Regions from separate parts of the Mus musculus genome. Here region 2 is linked to region 1. A link is a loop called in an ENCODE intact Hi-C map of the cell type or tissue named here. Cell type or tissue: heart. All regions are shown on one strand.

Region 1 (8,000 bases):
CATCCCCAGGCCGCCGGGTGCTTCACTTCGCTGTAGTTTTGGCTTTTGCTCACCTCATATTTTCTCCAATAGGTGAATTTCACAAAACTTGTGACGTAGCGGTAGTGTGGTTGCCTGCAGCATCGTGTGTGTAGATAACTAGTCCAAGAAACAAAACCCGGCAGAGTGGACAGACACAGGTCAGGGGCCAAAGACATAGATGTATTTAGGTTTCGGGTAACAATGTTCTGTCCCCAGAAGGCCCCAGCCTTGGATGTAGTGACCGGCCTCAACTTGACTCGCAGGTGGGCTGGGTTTTCAGTGCTGAATAAAGTGGTTTGCTCCAGCCTCTCTGTTTCCATACCTCCTAGTCTTTGTCTACACAGCTGCTTCCCCCTTCCCTGACCAGGTTCCAAGGACTTTGATACCTTTGAAAGCAAGATAAGGAGACTGTCACTAAGATATTCCAGGATGGGGTGTGGGTGTGGGTGTGTGTCATCCCAAACCCAGCGTTGGCTGTGGGCATTGCATCTGGGAAGCAGGATCCATGGATGGATAGAAGGACCAAGAGGAGACATCGTGGTGAGAGGACTCTGGCTTAGCCCACCAGACAGGGTCTGCAGAGGGCTGGCCAGCTGCGCAGATGCACCCAGGGTGGAAGGTAACAGACTGGTCACATTCATACCCAGGGTGACTGGGTGCCCAGGCTGTAGCATCCTTGATCCTTGAGTCATGCAGATGGCAGGCAGCGAGAGCAGCCCTGAGTAGTGTGCTCCTCAGTGACAGAACGTGGTCTCTGTTGGGGACCAGAATGAACATTAAACTGATAGACTAGCAGGTGTGGAGAAGGTCTAGGCCACCTGGTGGTAGCTCAGAAACAAGCAATAGGTTTGTCCCTCAGAGCTTAGATTGGCCCAGAAACCTTATGGCCATGTCTGAGTAAACACCTCCACCCCCAATGAACACGGACCCGGGACTCAGCAGACTGGATGTGTAAAGTGCCTCAAGTTCACACCACAGCTCTGTTGCCAGTTAGTAGCCTGCAGTTCACACATGCTGTCAACAGCACCCTAAATGGCTGCTACACAGGACACTTCCTCAGTCACCGTTCAACCCCCATGAAGCTCTACCCTTTTTACCCAGTCATTTCTTAAGATCTCACCTTCCTACTGCTAGCATTTGGAGGAGGGATTTCACGATGACAGCAGAAACCTAAAGGCACACTCCCCAAGATGACATGCTCCGCTCCTCCCCTTCATTGCTGGGTGAATGTCAGCTCTCTGAGCCTGGCAAACTTAGAGGCACAGTGACCCAAGACATCACTCCAGGTCCTCAGGGTAGTGCTTACTTTACTCCACACCATTATAAGATAGGCCAACAGGGTTCCTTTGCTAGGAGGTGAAAGAAAGGTCATGTGGAGAGAAGACGGAACTCATGAGACAGGAGAGATGAGCTGGACTTCATGATTGGTTCAGGATACTGTAAGTAAAAGTGATGTGTACAAATGGTCTAGACAGATGTATCCATCCTTTTGACACTGTCTACACATGAAGTACAATTTGGTGGTGGGCTATATTGATGTGATAAGTATCTCTTGTCTGCACATAAGATGCAGGATGGATATGGTGAGAGACCATGTCAGCATCAATGGACCCCAAAGGGCTGGTGGGGTGGGAAGTGGAGAAGATTGGGATTTGAGTATTCCAAACTTTGAAAAGACAGTTGAGCATGGTGGTGTATGCCTTTAATCCATAGGCAGGCACATCTCAAAAGTTTGAGGGCAGCCTGGTCTACACAGCAAGGTTTAGGTCAGCCAAGGCGGCATAGTGAAAACCTATATCAAAACAAAACAAAACAAAACAAAAACAATCACTAGGCTGTAAGGTTAGAAAAGGTTGGGAGAGCTGGGCATGGCTGAAGCCAGGATGCTGAGACCAGCATGCTGAGGCAGGGTTGTGGTCATGTGTTTAAAGACTATGGGGGAGAAACAGCAAGTGTTTTTGGTTTTGTTTGTTGATTTTGCTGGGGGACAAAAAAAAATGAAAAGAGCTAGGTTTTAAGGCATATTTCAGTCTGACCTTGCTTGGGTTTCCTGCAACAGTGCTGCCATGTTGGGAACAGTTCGTGGGAAACTTACAAGTGTGCGTGCTAGATAACAGGCCAATACAGCTAGCTGCTGGATAAAGAACTGCAGGTACTCAGTTCCTGCGCATTGCCAGCTGGTCCTAGTACTCTGGTACCAAAGTCCTTATGTGCACAGGTCCTTGTCTATAACCCATGGACAGACATCTGGTGCTTGACAAATCCTCTAGGTTGCTTCTAATGTCTAATATAATTAGCACTATGGACTAGTTTTATATTACAAATTTTGTATACTAGGTTTGAGGAAAATGATGAGGTCAACAGTATAAAATACATTCTAGATGAGGGGGTTGTTTGGGTTAGTTGGTTGTTCCCCCCCCCCCCCCGTTATTTTTGGTCTCTAACTGAATCTATAGAGGTGGAACCTATGAGCATGCTGACTGTATTCTAACATGCAAGTCATTTAGTCGGGCCTTGATGATCCAGAGGCTCTCTGGCAGCACCTCCCCTGCAGACTGTGGGTGAAATTCTTAACTCCCCTTTGGGACTTATTGAGAGACTCGGGGTGTAGCCTATGGCATTTCTTCCTTAGTGAAAACTGGATGTGGCTCTGGCTTCACCCCAGTCACCTCGTGGTTAAGGGAGCTGGCTACAGCTGTCTCCAGGCAGGTCAGTTCAAAGGCCACTTCACACACCCACCTAGTTTTCTCCAGCAAAGGCTCCCAGCTAACCAGAAGTCTGCTAAAATTCCCAGGAAAGGGAGGCGTCCACAAGGTCTGTGGCTCTGGCTGCCCACCTGAGGTGCTTTATTTCCATATGAGAATTTTAATTTGGAGATGGATAACTGAGTTGAAACAAAGATTCTCTGTTAAACTGTCATGAAAAGGAATGTGCTGTTAAGGAATTTTTAGGAGACAAACAAGGCTAAGGACTGATAAGATTTTAGAAGGAGAGCAGCCACCGATGCAGCCCTGCCATTGATACAGCACGCAAGCCTGCCAGGACTGAACTCACAAAACATATAGTCTGGTTTTAGCAAGATTTTATTTTGGGGCGGGACAGGACAAGTATTTTTTTTTTTCTTTCTTTCTTTTGACGGGCAGCTTCTGAGTCCCTGTGGTTCCTTTCATAAATGTAAGGGTTGTATTCTGATGACTAGGGTTTTCTGAATTCTGTCCCCTGGCCTCAGACTGAACAGCTCTGCAGGCTGGTCAATGCACCCAGCCTTCTGTCAAACCCCTCATCCCATAACTTGCCCAGGCCCCCTCCTATACCAGACCTGCTGAGCGGACTACCTTACTAACCAGGTATCTGGTGACCTGTGCTCAACTCGCTGCTGGGTCAGGTGGGTCAGTAAAAAGGATGGGGCAAGTTAGAGGCCAGCTTGTCCTGGTTCTGCAGTTCTTGGATTCTCAGAGCCAAGAAGAGCTAGCTGGAGGAGTTGGTGCAGGCAAAGCATAGCTCCCACCGGCAATCCTAAAGGACATGAGCAAACCTCGGGCTGTGCTGCCCTGGATTCTGAGAGGGGTTGGGGGGAGGGGGGAGGGGGAAGGGTAGGGAGGGAGAGTCAGTCTCCATTTACTGCTTACAGGAAGAGGTTCCACGGGTGTAGTGTATGATGGTCTCTGATTAGAGACTCGAGGTCAACACCATGCTTAATCATAAAGGGTCATGCCTTCCATCCTTTCCAAAGGCCTGCTCTATTTCCTAAACATGGGTCTACACACTCTGCCCTGTGAGGCTGGAATATGCACTCCTAAATCGCATTAGTAGGTGTCATGAGGGTGAGGCACCACCTCCTTGTGGACAGCTCTGTGTTCTGGCAAAGAAGAAAGATCATCTGTCATCAGCCAGGAGAAACAAGGATTTCTGAGGGAGCAGTGCCTTGAAATAAAAATAGCAGAAGTCAAGCTTATGGAATTCTGTAATATGCAAATGAGGTGACTTCCTGGGCTCTTGTGATTGGACAAGTCTCCACAGAGCATCCAATGAAAGCCTTTAGGTTGTGGACCATCTTTAGTGTCTGAGGGTGTGGCCATTTAAGAGAGTCAGGGTTGTGCTGTAAGCTGGTCATTCATTTCTGGTGGTCAGCTTGTTTCCTTCCTGGATCTCTCGCCCCTTCCTTTCAGTTTCTCTTCAGGTTTAGGGCTCTGGTGACTCGGGTGTCGCAGCTGTCTGCGCTTCCAACCACTTCCTGCACGGAGGTCTGTGAGCTGTGTGGCTGATCACAGCGCAAGACAGTCTAATCCAGCTCTCAGCAGTGCAAGGATACCCAGAAGGCCACCAGCTACTGAGGCTTTGTCTACCCTCGGGGGCCCTTCAGTGACTACCAAAGGCTCTTCAGAGATAACCAGAGTCCCTGGATAGCTTAATGGAAAAGCCTTAAAGGACTCCTGACCTGGAAGAGAATAGGCAGTCTCCCCCTGGTGGCCTGGCCGAGGTAGTACCGCGCGGCACATTAGAAAGCCGGGTTTGTCCCAAAACAAAGGTCTGGGGGCTCTTCAGCCAGATCTTGGACTCTACACAGGTTGTCTTGACGATTCAGTTGGGAGACACTGTCCCCGGCTTTGACCCCAGCATTTAGGATAGGTCAGCCAAGTCTACAAAGTGAGATCCTATCTCAAATTAAGTAAACAAACCAAACAAAAAACCAAACAAACCAGCAGGCGTCGGTTTCCTGATTGAATTGTATGTTAACCATCCAGCTTCCGCCAAAGAGCAAAGGAACTAGTCCCCGCAAGTGCGTGGCTCAACACCGTTTTGATCTGGTGCTCTCCTTGGAGAAAATTTGTACTGCAGTATCTCTATTGCTATTTCATTACATCCACATTAGGATAAAAAATACAGCGTGGTGGGCACTTTGCTATGCATACTAGTACTAATATTAATACTAAATACTTTGTATTTGAGTTTTTAGCCCATTTCTATCTATTTGCAAAATTTCAGGAAAATTGTGAGAGAGGTGGAAGCAAGCACTCCCCGTATTTACAGCCAGCTGGTTTTCACCTTCACCTAAAGGTGGTCATTATTTTTGAGAATATTTTTGGTCGATTATTTTACTAATAAATGTGGATCATAGCTATGCACTGAGGGCATGGCTCAGTAGTCAAGAGCACTGGCTTCTCTTCCAGAGGACCAGGGTTTGGTTTGTGGCACTCACCTGGGAGACTCATAATATTCTGTATATATTCTGTATTCAGCTCCAGGAGATCTAGGCTCTCTTCTAGACTCTGAGAACACTGCATGCACATGGTACACAAGCATACATGCAGGCAGAACAGCCACACACACACACACACACAGTGATTGTCTTCCTATGAGCTCCCCAAAAACGTGAGCTAAGAAAGATTCATGTCTCCCAGCTACAGGCATTTTATTATGAAAACAGGAAATTAACACAGAAAAATTTTTAAAAGTTTATTTTAAATTCCAGAACAGGGAAAAAAGGGTCACTGCAGGGATATATCACGTAGAACAGGAGAAAATGAAAGTTCTCCACATTGTGGTATCAGTAATACTCCACAATTTAAAAGGACTGACTTCAAAATAAGTCCATCAAGGAAAAAGGGAAAATCAAAACAAACACAAACTCTACAGGGTCAGTGCCTACCTAGAGTGGAACCCTAGACAGGGATCAAATTCCAACAAGTCCTAGGGAACTTTTACAGAGAAAGACTCTGAACTTTTGATGATGCTGCCATGTGACTGTACACTCTGACCAATGTTCCCTGTGTGAGCTCCGCTCACAGATACCTTAACTACGGCTGCAAGGAATCCAGTGTCCTGTTCTGGCCTCCACAGGTACACACACACACACACACACACACACACACACACACACACACACACACACGAGAGAGAGAGAGAGAGAGAGAGAGAGAGAGAGAGAGAGAGAGAGAGAGAGAGAGAGACAGGCAGACATAAAGTTTCATTTTTTTGTTTGTTTCCCTGTGTAGCCCTGCCTGTCCTCAAACTCACTCTGTAGACCAGGCTGGCATCGACCTCAGAGATCCGCCCTCCTTTTTAGATTATGCATGTGTCACCTCCTGGTGTACAGGCATGCGTGCAGACAAAACACTTGTGTACATACAATACATAAATCTTAAAACAACCAACCCCCCCAAAAAATTCTCTAGCTAGGCAGTGGTGGCCCACGTCTTTAGTCTCAGAGCTCAAGAGGTGGAGGCAGGTGGTTCTCTGATCTACACATTTTCTATCTGGCCAATTTGTTACATATAAGTATCACAATGATAAAGAAGGAAAAAAAGTTAAAACTTTATTACTCCAAGGTTGAAAAACTGTAACATGCAGGGGATGAGGTGGGGTGGGGGACAGTGTGTGTGTATGTGTGTGTGTGTGTGTGTGTGTGTGTGTGTGTGTGTGTGTGTGTGTGTGTGTCTTTTATTGGGTCTCATCTCTTCTCCCATTTCTTTCTATATAAATGCCAGCCTCTCTCCAAAGCCCAGCCCAGGGGCTGCCTGTGCTTGTGACATTTCCTTGCTAATCCACTGACTAACCATAACTGCTCTTGACTGGGAACCCAAAACACTAGGTGACCTTTGTCTGTGTCTGAGGACCTTTCTCTTGCAAGCATGTATAGGCTACTACAGTCCCTATGGACAACGATCTGCTCATTCTGAGGAGGCATTTTGATGCAAAAGGGGTGCCCACCACTCAGCCAGGGACCTTCAACTCCAACCCACTAGGGTAGGTTCAGTGTTCCCCCAAATATGTGGGAGTCAGGACCTCTCGCATCTGTGACCAGGATCATTTGGAGGAAAGGGTCCTTACAGAGCAGTCAAGTTACAAACCTCTGAATGGAGCCAGCTGGCGTTAACGCGGGCTCTGAGTTGGATTGCTAAGAGAAAATGTTTAAGGAGAACCAGAGAAGAGCTGGCCATATGACCACAGGGCCAGCATTTGCAGTGATGTGACTGCCAGCTAAGAGGACTCCTCCAGACACTGGAAGGGAGGCCTGGTTTTCCCATGCTTTCAGGAGAAGCCAACCCTGACAATCTGACTTCAGTTCAGATTTCTGGTCTCCAGAATTTAGAGGGAAGAGTCACTAGTGGCTTTTAGGCCAGAGCTCTTAACCTAAAAGCCCCAGGCCCCTTGGAGTGGGGGTCCTGATCACCAACCAGATCAATCACACCAACAATCCCTGCTTGAACTTGCAACAAACAGCAAGAGGGAATGTTGGGTCTGCAGGATGGTGAGACTCTGTTTCTCTTGGGGCCACCAGCTTCACAGCACTAGATAGAGCGTTTTTCTCAGTCCCTATGGAACAGGCACCACGGAGCAGCACCCCACTCCCTGGGCTCTTCTGCTGCCGCAGTCTTGGAATGGAAGATTCTCAGGGAGCCGAGAGCTGGGTCCAGCACTTGTGTTCTCAAGTGTCCATTAAAACCCACTTCTCATCTGTTTTCTCTTTCAATATGGATGTGGTTTCTGTCCTCACTGAACTCTGACCAAAGTCTTAGGAATCTTGGGATCTTTGCTTTTGTGTGACTTGAACTAGTCTGTCACCGTGAGTGAAAGAAAGGGATTTAGGTAGAAATAGATTGGAGGAGGAAGAAAAGAAACAAGGGAAGGGAGAGGGACTGGAGAGATGGTTCTATGATTAAGAGCCCTGGCTGCTGTTGCAAAAGAATGGAGTTTTGTTCCCAGCACCCTCTGTCAACGCATAAACTCTCTAACTCCAGTTCCAGGGGATCGGATGCTATCCTCTGGCCTCTGTGGGCACCGCACCTGTGTGCGCAGACACACACACACACACACACACACACACACACACACACACACACACACACACACATCTACATAATGCAAAATAATAAAATCATTTAACAGAAGGAAAGAGAAGGTGGGAAGGAGAGAGAGGAAAGAGAGGAAGTGAACGAGTGAGAGATGAACAAGATGGAGAGAGAGTGAGAAGGGAG
Region 2 (8,000 bases), 370 kb before region 1:
AAATCCCATTATAGATGGTTGTGAGCCACCATGTGGTTGCTGGGAATTGAACTCATGACCCTTGGAAGAGCAGCCAGTGCTCTTAACCATGGAGGCACCTCTCCAGCCCCATCCAGAGAGTTTCTGACTACAGGTTCTGCCTAAGTAGTGTGTACACACCTTCCATGGCTGCTCTTCCAGCCTGAAGCCCCATTGGCCCTCAAAGATGTTGCTACATTTATCAATAGTTTTTGTTTTGTGTTTTGTTTTGTTTTGTTTTTAAACTTTCCACTGTTTCATACAGTTGACCTTCCGTGTCTGAAGGAAAGAGAGAGACATCTGTTGATTGCTAGGGCTGATCTGGCCATTTGGCTGTTGTAGAAGATGAAGCCAAAGGTCACCCTCAGGTCTCTCTCTCTGTCTCTCTCTTTCATGTTATGGGCTGGAGAGATGGCTCAGTGGTTAAGAGCACCGTCTGCTCTTCCAGAGGTCCTGAGTTCAATTCCCAACAACCACATGGTGGCTCACAATCATCTGTAATGTGCATCCAATGCCCTCTTTTGGTGTGTCTGAAGACAGCTACAGTGTACTCATATAAATAAAGATATCTTTGTTTAAAAATTATTTATTTTGATTTTACATGTATAAGTGTTTTGCTTACGCATGTGTATTTGATGTCCTTGGAGGACAGAGGAGGGCATCAGATGCCCTGGAACTGGAGTTACAGACAGCTTGTAACCTGCCAGGTGGGTGCTAAGAACCCAGCCCTGTGCTCTTTACAAATGCAAAAGGCACTCTTTACAGCTGACTAACTCTCCAGCTCAACCATGCATCCCTGTACCTCCTCCTAAGGGTCTGCCCGTCCCTGTCTCCCGTCCCTGTCTCCCGTGTCTCCCCAGCAATGGGATTAGTAATCTGCACTGCCTGGCTTTTGTGTGGATGAGACCTTTGGTCCTTCCTGCACAGCAGATGCCTTGCTGCCTGGTCTCTCTCAGGCTCTCTCTGGTTATTTTGTCTTCTCTGAGGAGGTCCAGAAGGAGTCTTTGAAGCCCTTGGGAGAAGAGCTGAATTGAATTTGGGGTGAGTATATCCCCCAGGTTTATGTGTTGAGATCTTGGCCTTCTAGGTAGTGGTATTGGAGACCATTAAGAAATGATGCCCAAGAGCTGGAGAGTTGGCTCAGCAGTTAAGGAACACTTGTTGCTCTTGTACAGAACCCAGTTTGTGCTCATAGGATGGCAGCTCCCAACTGTCTTTAACTCCAGTACTAGAAGAGCCAATGCCCTCTTCTGGCCTCTGCAGGCACTGCACAAAAGTGGTGCGTAGCCATATAAAATATAAAAATAAATGAAAAAAGAAAGAAGGGCTATCTAACGCAGGCTTGGGGGTTAACTCCTGAAATCCCAGCATAGAACATGTGCCTTTTCTAACAACAATGACGTTAAATGAGAAATCAATAAGTATCAGCTGGGTATGGTGAAACATTCTTATAATCACAGTTCTCAGGAGATTGGAGCCGGAGGATTGCCAATTCAAGGGCAGCCTGGGCTACAGAATGAGAGCCTGTCTCAAAGATATGCTGTTGTTTCGCCTTTCCTGGTGGCACAACCTTTAATTCAGCACCCAGAAGGCAAATCAAGCCTGCTCTACACAGTGAGTTCCAGGACTGCAGGGCTGTATAGTGAGACCTTACTTCAAGGGGAAAAAAAAAAAAAAAGTGAGATCAAGTGGAAGGTGACTGGTTCGCCGGTACTTAAAGTGGTAGAGTTGCTTACAGTCCTCGTCCAAGTGCATTGTTGTTTTGTTGTTGTTGTTGTTGTTTTGGTTTTTTGTTTGTTTTTGTTTTTTTAAATCCCTCATTCTCTTTGGCTTCCTGCTTTCCAACAGATCTCTCCTGCCTATTCGGGTTCCCATCATAATTTCAGCTTCCCTCTCCAGAGTCCAGCTTAGTTGCCCAACGCTAGACTTTGAGCCTCCCAAACTGCTTCTAAGTAAACCTTTGATATTCTCTATAGGAAGACAAGCTAATTAGTTCAAGAGGCAAGGGAAGGCAGGAGAGGTATAACCCACCCCAATGAGAAGCAGAGTTGCAGAGGAATGAGACGGGGTGAGGAGATGGATTGAAACGTCTGAAGGTGCCAAGGGCTCAAGTTCAGACCACACTGTAGTGGGTAGAGCAGGGGCTACATGGGAAGACCAGAGTGGAGCTTTTCTGGGATGTAACATGCAAACAGCAAGCACTAAGGGTAAGGTGCTTTGGATGTCTCTATCTCACAGCGCTGTTCTACCTTCAGCAGATATGAAATTTTTTTTTGTCTCCCCCGGCCCCATGTCATTATCTTTTCCCTGGTTTTAACTCTGGGCTGGAAATATTCCTGATGACAGAGTCAGGGTTAGCCAAGTGCCTGCCCCACTGCAGCAAGAGACTACACTTCCCCTGCAGATGTTGCTTACACCTGCCCCCAACCAAGCTTATCTTGGCCAGGTGAGGTCCACAACTTAGTTTTTGATCTGGGCAAAACAAGCTGGGCCCCCAACTTCCAAGGCTGTGGAAACAGAAAGGTCTCAAAGCTGAGCTCACATCCTAAAGGTGTATCCAGCTTTCTCCCCTGCCCTTGAATGATTCATCTACAGGCTGAAAATGGAGGAGTAAGGTCATGACACCTTAGCCTCCCTCAACCAAGAAAGATGGTAATCCATGGATAAGTCCATTGGTCAGTGACTTTTCCTCTCCACTGTCTGCCCCTCACCCCACACACTTGTTCCCTAGGGAAAGAGTCTACATAATCAACCTGCCTGGGAAAACCTCTCCCTCAGGTTCCAGTGATCCCTCTGTCCCCTCCCCAGGCAGGCCTGGCCCATCAATGGTGAGGCTAGAAGAACCCCAAGTGGAAGGGAGATTTTTCCCATGGTTGTAAACATACTTCCCCTTTAAGATAAACATTTTTAGCTCTCCAATATGGAGTAGAACATCTGTTTGTCTTTCTGTGCCTGGCTTAATTGCTCTGTATCCCATCCTCTAATCAAATAAATTCCTATCACAAGAGACACCCATTTTCATGGCCGACAAATAAAAGTAGAGCAAGCCACGCTTCATTTATCCATCCCTCTGTTGGCGGCCACTTGGGTTTTGTTTCTTGGCCGCTGTAAATGGTGCTGTGGTGAGCATGAGCCTGCTGATGCCTCTTCAGCAGATTGGCTCCATTCTGTTTGCACAGTCATAGCTAGGTTAGGACAGGAATGTCCGCTGACATAAACGTCAAGGATGGTGACACCTCCATCTCCCAAGGGGAGTAACCTGCCTGGTCCACACAGAGCTTGGCACACAGCAGGGAGGAGTGACAGTCTCCACTGTCATGAGATGCACCATCCACACAAGCCAAAGCCTGACTTGGGCCATGGAACTGTGGAGATTTCTGAGAGGAGACACCACAAAATCCACAACTACAGGAATCCTGCTTCACTTGCAAAGGAACACCGAGTCCTTTCTAAGCTACTCCGCCCTGAGCATCTCCACAGGGTGGCAGTATTGACTGAAAAGCAGAACTCTGTCACTAAGAAAGGCTGAAATGGTCTCAAGCCTTAAACTTCCTGCTAAAAAGCCTGGGAATCAGAACGCCAAACATGAATCTATAGATTCTGACCCGCGGTGACACAAGTCTAGGGCTCCAGAGAGCCTCGGCATTGTGATTTCTTTCTAAATCTCCGAATTCCATTTTCTTATTATTCTGAGGTGCCCCCTTTGGTTTGAGAATCATAGGATTCCAGAGTTCAGGGCTCTATCTAACCAGCTGCTTGGGTCCTCGGATCTCACCACTGGTTCTCCAGTGTGTGCTCATCCCATCCACGACAAGGGATGTGATGCTGGCTCCACAGGCAAGCCGGAGGCTGGGGTCCTGCACCCATCTCTCTCCATGATGCCACACATCTGCACAGAAGGTCCAAGCAAAGGCATCTCACAACACTTCTGGAGGAAAAAACAAAAAACTCACACAAATGCACGAAACCAGTAACAACCACAAAGTCCTACATATATTAATTTCCCCTCACATACCTGTGGTGACATTGAATTTATAAACTGGGCATTCTAGGAGCTAAACAACCAAGCGCAGAATAGACAGAATTCTTTCCTTCCTCTCAGCTCTGAGGACAGACAACTCAGTTTTATGTAGCCCTTGACAAGCCCAGTATACTTCCAGTTTTTCTTTCTTTATTACAGACCTTTACCATTTTAATTAAAGGAAACAGTTTCTAGCTTCTCTAAGACATATTTGAATTCCAGGGTCACCACTCTTTGGAGCTCTTGAGTAAAGAGAGGGTCACTTAAATGGAGGCACAGTCGCTCTCAGAACAGAGACTTAAGGAGAGGGCAGAGTCCACAGTGTGGGTATGTTGGGGGTAATAACGGGATGATGCCCATTCTATATGAGACAGAGTCAGATTTCACCACCCTACACATAATGTAGGGACATTTAAAATTCATGAATTGTGTATTTCTGGAATTTCCCTCCACAGAGTTTCTGGACTTTTGGTGACTGTGGGGAACTGAAACCACAGAAAGTAAAACTTTGGATAAAGGCTGAGGGAGGGGGTGACCATAAGCATTACTATAAGCTAAGAAAATAAGGCACGCAGATGCGAAGGCATCAGGATCAAGTCATCCAGAGCTCCGTCAAGACGAACCTTGGTTACAGGACCTTGCTGCTATCTCAAATAACAAGAAAGAATGGAAGGAAGGAAGCAGGCAAGGAAGGAAGAGAGGGAGGGAGGAAAGAGGGTGGACCCAAGGTAAGAAATAAACAATCTGATAACAGATACAGACCAAGAAAAGTCAGCAAGACAAGATGCTGAAGCAAGGGGTGCAGTTGAGGAAGCAGACATCCAGACAGCGGGTGTACACAGAACCACAAATGGACCAGCTGCTAGGGCTGGACCTGCCCAGCACAAGGCCAGACAGAAAGCAAGGGTCCAGTCTGAATAAAGCCCTGCATAGGCTGGGAGCAACCACAATGCGTGCTGGGATGGAATATAGACTAAACATAGACCATACAAGCATCCTTGCACAGAAGGCAAAATGAGGTGACTCTCAGAGCTGGATCATCTTGAGTTGGAAGCCTTGCTTGCAAAGGCCCTGCAAAGGCACTCCATATCAATGATGGCCAGAGGCACAGCTGTGGATGTGGTAATGTTGTTGGTTCTGGAGAAGTTGTGGGGGGCGGGGGGTGGGGGGAGAAACACAGTTGTGGGATGAAGGTGCAAGAGGAAAAGCAGTCCCAGATGAGCAGGAAGCTCACCGGCTATGAAGAAAGGAACACACCATCAACAGGACGGAACAATCTACACAGACAGCTGTGTCTAACAGAGACAACTGCTAAGTGACTAAGGAGGAGGGTAGGACCAAGTAGGAGACCAGAGGTCAAGGTCAAGGAAGTTCACTCTTCAAGGACAGCCCCAGGAGCAGATGTGGCTGAATCACTTCTTTCCTTCCTGTCAGCCCCACACAACCACCTAGGGCACAGTCCCACTTGCTTACATTTGTGTTGTCTTTCTCAATAGTGTGTGCCAAGGCATCCCAGGGTGCACCTCGCCAGAAAGCTCCAAGTGTGGTGGAGAATGTCCCCTGCTGTCTGAGGAGACTGTTAGATACAAGTATGCTTCATTTTAGTGCAGATGGTTGTAAAGGCCTCTCACAGATCTTGTGAGGCTGGGCTTGGAGGCTGTTCCTACCATTAAAAGCAAAGATGGTGCACATATCTGTCTGTAGATACTGGTTTTGGTCTGTGGGAAACTACAGGTGTTGAAGAAATTAGCCAGGTTCAGTGGTACATGTCTTAAATCCTAGAATTCAGGAGGCAGAGATAGGCAGATATCTTCAAGTTAGAGGCCATCCAGTCTACCCAACAGGTTCCAGAATTACATAAAGACACCCTATCTCAAAGGACAATAATAAACGAACTTAAAGTAGCATGTGTGACTGGAGAAATGCTCATGGTTAAGAGCAATGGAAGTGCTTCTTGAGGATTGGGCTCTGTTCTCAGCACTTACAGGGCGCCTGGAAACCATTTGTAATTCCAGTTCCAGGAGATCTGATACCCTCTGGCTTCCTTCAGCATCCTTCATATGGTGCACAGACATATACACAAACAGAATACCCATACACATAAAATAATAAAACAAGAAGCCGGGCGTGGTGGTGCATGCCTTTAATTCCAGCACTCGGGAGGCAAAGGTAGGCAGATTTCTGAGTTCAAGGCCAGCCTGGTCTACAAAGTGAGTTCCAGGACAGCCAGGGCGATACAGAGAAACCCTGTCTCAAAAAGACCAAAATAAAAATAAATAAATAAATAAATAAATAAATAAATAAATAAATAAATAAATAAAACAAGAAGGTGTGGGTACAGAGAGAGAGAGATAGCTCAGAGATTAAAAGCACTGGCTGCCCTTCCAAAGGACCTAGGTTCAATTCCCATTATTGACATTGTGGCTAACAACTGTTTGTAACTCCAGTTCCAGAGAATCTGACACTCTCTTTCTGGCTTCAACAGATACTGCATGCACATGGTACACATACATATATACACACAGACAAAATTCCCATACACATAAAAAAAAAGAGGTTCAAAAGATGACTCAGTGGTTAAGAGCACTTGCTGCTCTTGCATAGGGCATGGGTTCTGTTCTCAGCACCCACATGGTGGTTTACAACCATGTGTAACTCCAGTTCCAGGGAATCTGATACCCACTTCTAACCTCCTTGGGTACCAGACACAAATGTGAAACCCATACATACATACATTCAGGGAAACATTCATATACATAAACAATTTTAAAGTAATAAAATTAAAAAAGCATATGTTGGCTGTGGGTGTGGCTTTGTGTCAGATGGCTTGCATGCAAATCCCTGAGTTTGGTCTCCAGTACTACACACACACACACACACACACACACACACACACACATTTAGTGTGCATGTGAGTCAGTATGCATGTCATTCCATCTACGTGGATTTTTTAAAGGTAATTTCTGAATATTGTTTGGATATAATTTCTTTTTCTTTTTTCTTTTTTTGGTTTTTTGAGACAGGGTTTCTCTGTATAGCCCTGGCTGTCCTGGAACTCACTTTGTAGACCAGGATGGCCTCGAACTCAGAGATCCGCCTGCCTCTGCCTCCCGAGTGCTGGGATTAAAGGCGTGTGCCACCACACCCGGCTCTGGATCTAATTTATTCATACCCAAAGCCAGTAAGTATTTCTTTTAACCTGGATACAGAGAAAACTGCAATTTTTCAGTCTTTGAGCTCAGAGGGACCCATTCCTCTGTGAAAAGGTCCTGCGAAGGACCCCACAGGGTCAGCCAGAGATGTTCCTGGAAGGAAAGAAGCGAGCACTTGACAAGCTGCAGGGTAGGGATGGAAAGGGCTGCCTCTTCTGCCATGGAATCGCACCCTGGCTGCTCACTGATCCCTTATTTGGGACGAAAATGACTTTCCTCCAGGACCACTCATACATAGCGATGCCTTTTCTCATCAAAACCACAGTTCCTTGAGTTCCAGCTCCAAAGTGGTTTCCACAGAGAAACCTCAAACACTCTCAGTCACCACAAACCATTTGCAATACTGGCTCAGAGGCCCCACCCATGTCTCTGCCCCATCCTAGTTCAGCTGTCTCAGATGTGCTGAGAGAAGGCATGGGGTTAAAGAGCCTTGGTCTCACCTGTGGGCATCCACCACATCCACCACGTATTCACCAGGTGCTTACCCTTGTGACAAGGGTGCAGATGCTCTCCCCCTATAGACACGGTTTGGAGGCACATTGACTGACAAGGGACAGCCCTTAGGGGACAGCAGAGGGCGCTCCTGGAAGCAACCTGATCTCCAGACAAGGAGGAGTCCACGGGCAATGCATGTGTTCCCAGTAGGAGCCAAAATGTAGGTGTGCTGTGCACTGCACAGTCCTCCAAAGCCAGGCTGCAAGTTAGAGGGCAAGAGAGAAACAGGTGGGAGAGATGACACACAACTCCTA

Evidence for each region. Hi-C counts contacts between places; a loop is a spot of excess contacts. Peaks named below come from ENCODE experiments on the same cell type or tissue, not always from the same donor. Only the 100,000 strongest peaks of a DNase experiment are listed, where the experiment ranks them.
Region 2: it touches region 1 in a loop (6-fold over the local background); 9 of 42 quality-filtered maps call a loop at or near these places.

The regions. Positions count from the first base shown.
Region 1 is chr11:58,924,616-58,932,615 of GRCm38, reverse strand. Btnl10 (butyrophilin-like 10) reads right to left here. Exons shown (of 6, transcript NM_001363414.1): 6 at 6,008-8,000. Rnf187 (ring finger protein 187) reads left to right here. Exons shown (of 4, transcript NM_022423.2): 4 at 1-328. Among named protein-coding and RNA genes, the nearest start is that of Rnf187, 10 kb to the left of the region's middle. In heart, CTCF peaks have their summits at 842 and 4,494 (motif pointing left); DNase peaks (open chromatin) are centred at 3,365 and 4,175; H3K4me3 peaks cover 618 bases; H3K27ac peaks cover 885 bases; H3K27me3 peaks cover 223 bases.
Region 2 is chr11:59,293,644-59,301,643 of GRCm38, reverse strand. No RefSeq gene overlaps it. Among named protein-coding and RNA genes, the nearest start is that of Wnt3a, 6.9 kb to the right of the region's middle. In heart, CTCF peaks have their summits at 1,278 (motif pointing left), 3,496 (motif pointing right) and 7,809 (motif pointing right); no DNase peak of the experiment used is centred here; H3K27me3 peaks cover 7,047 bases.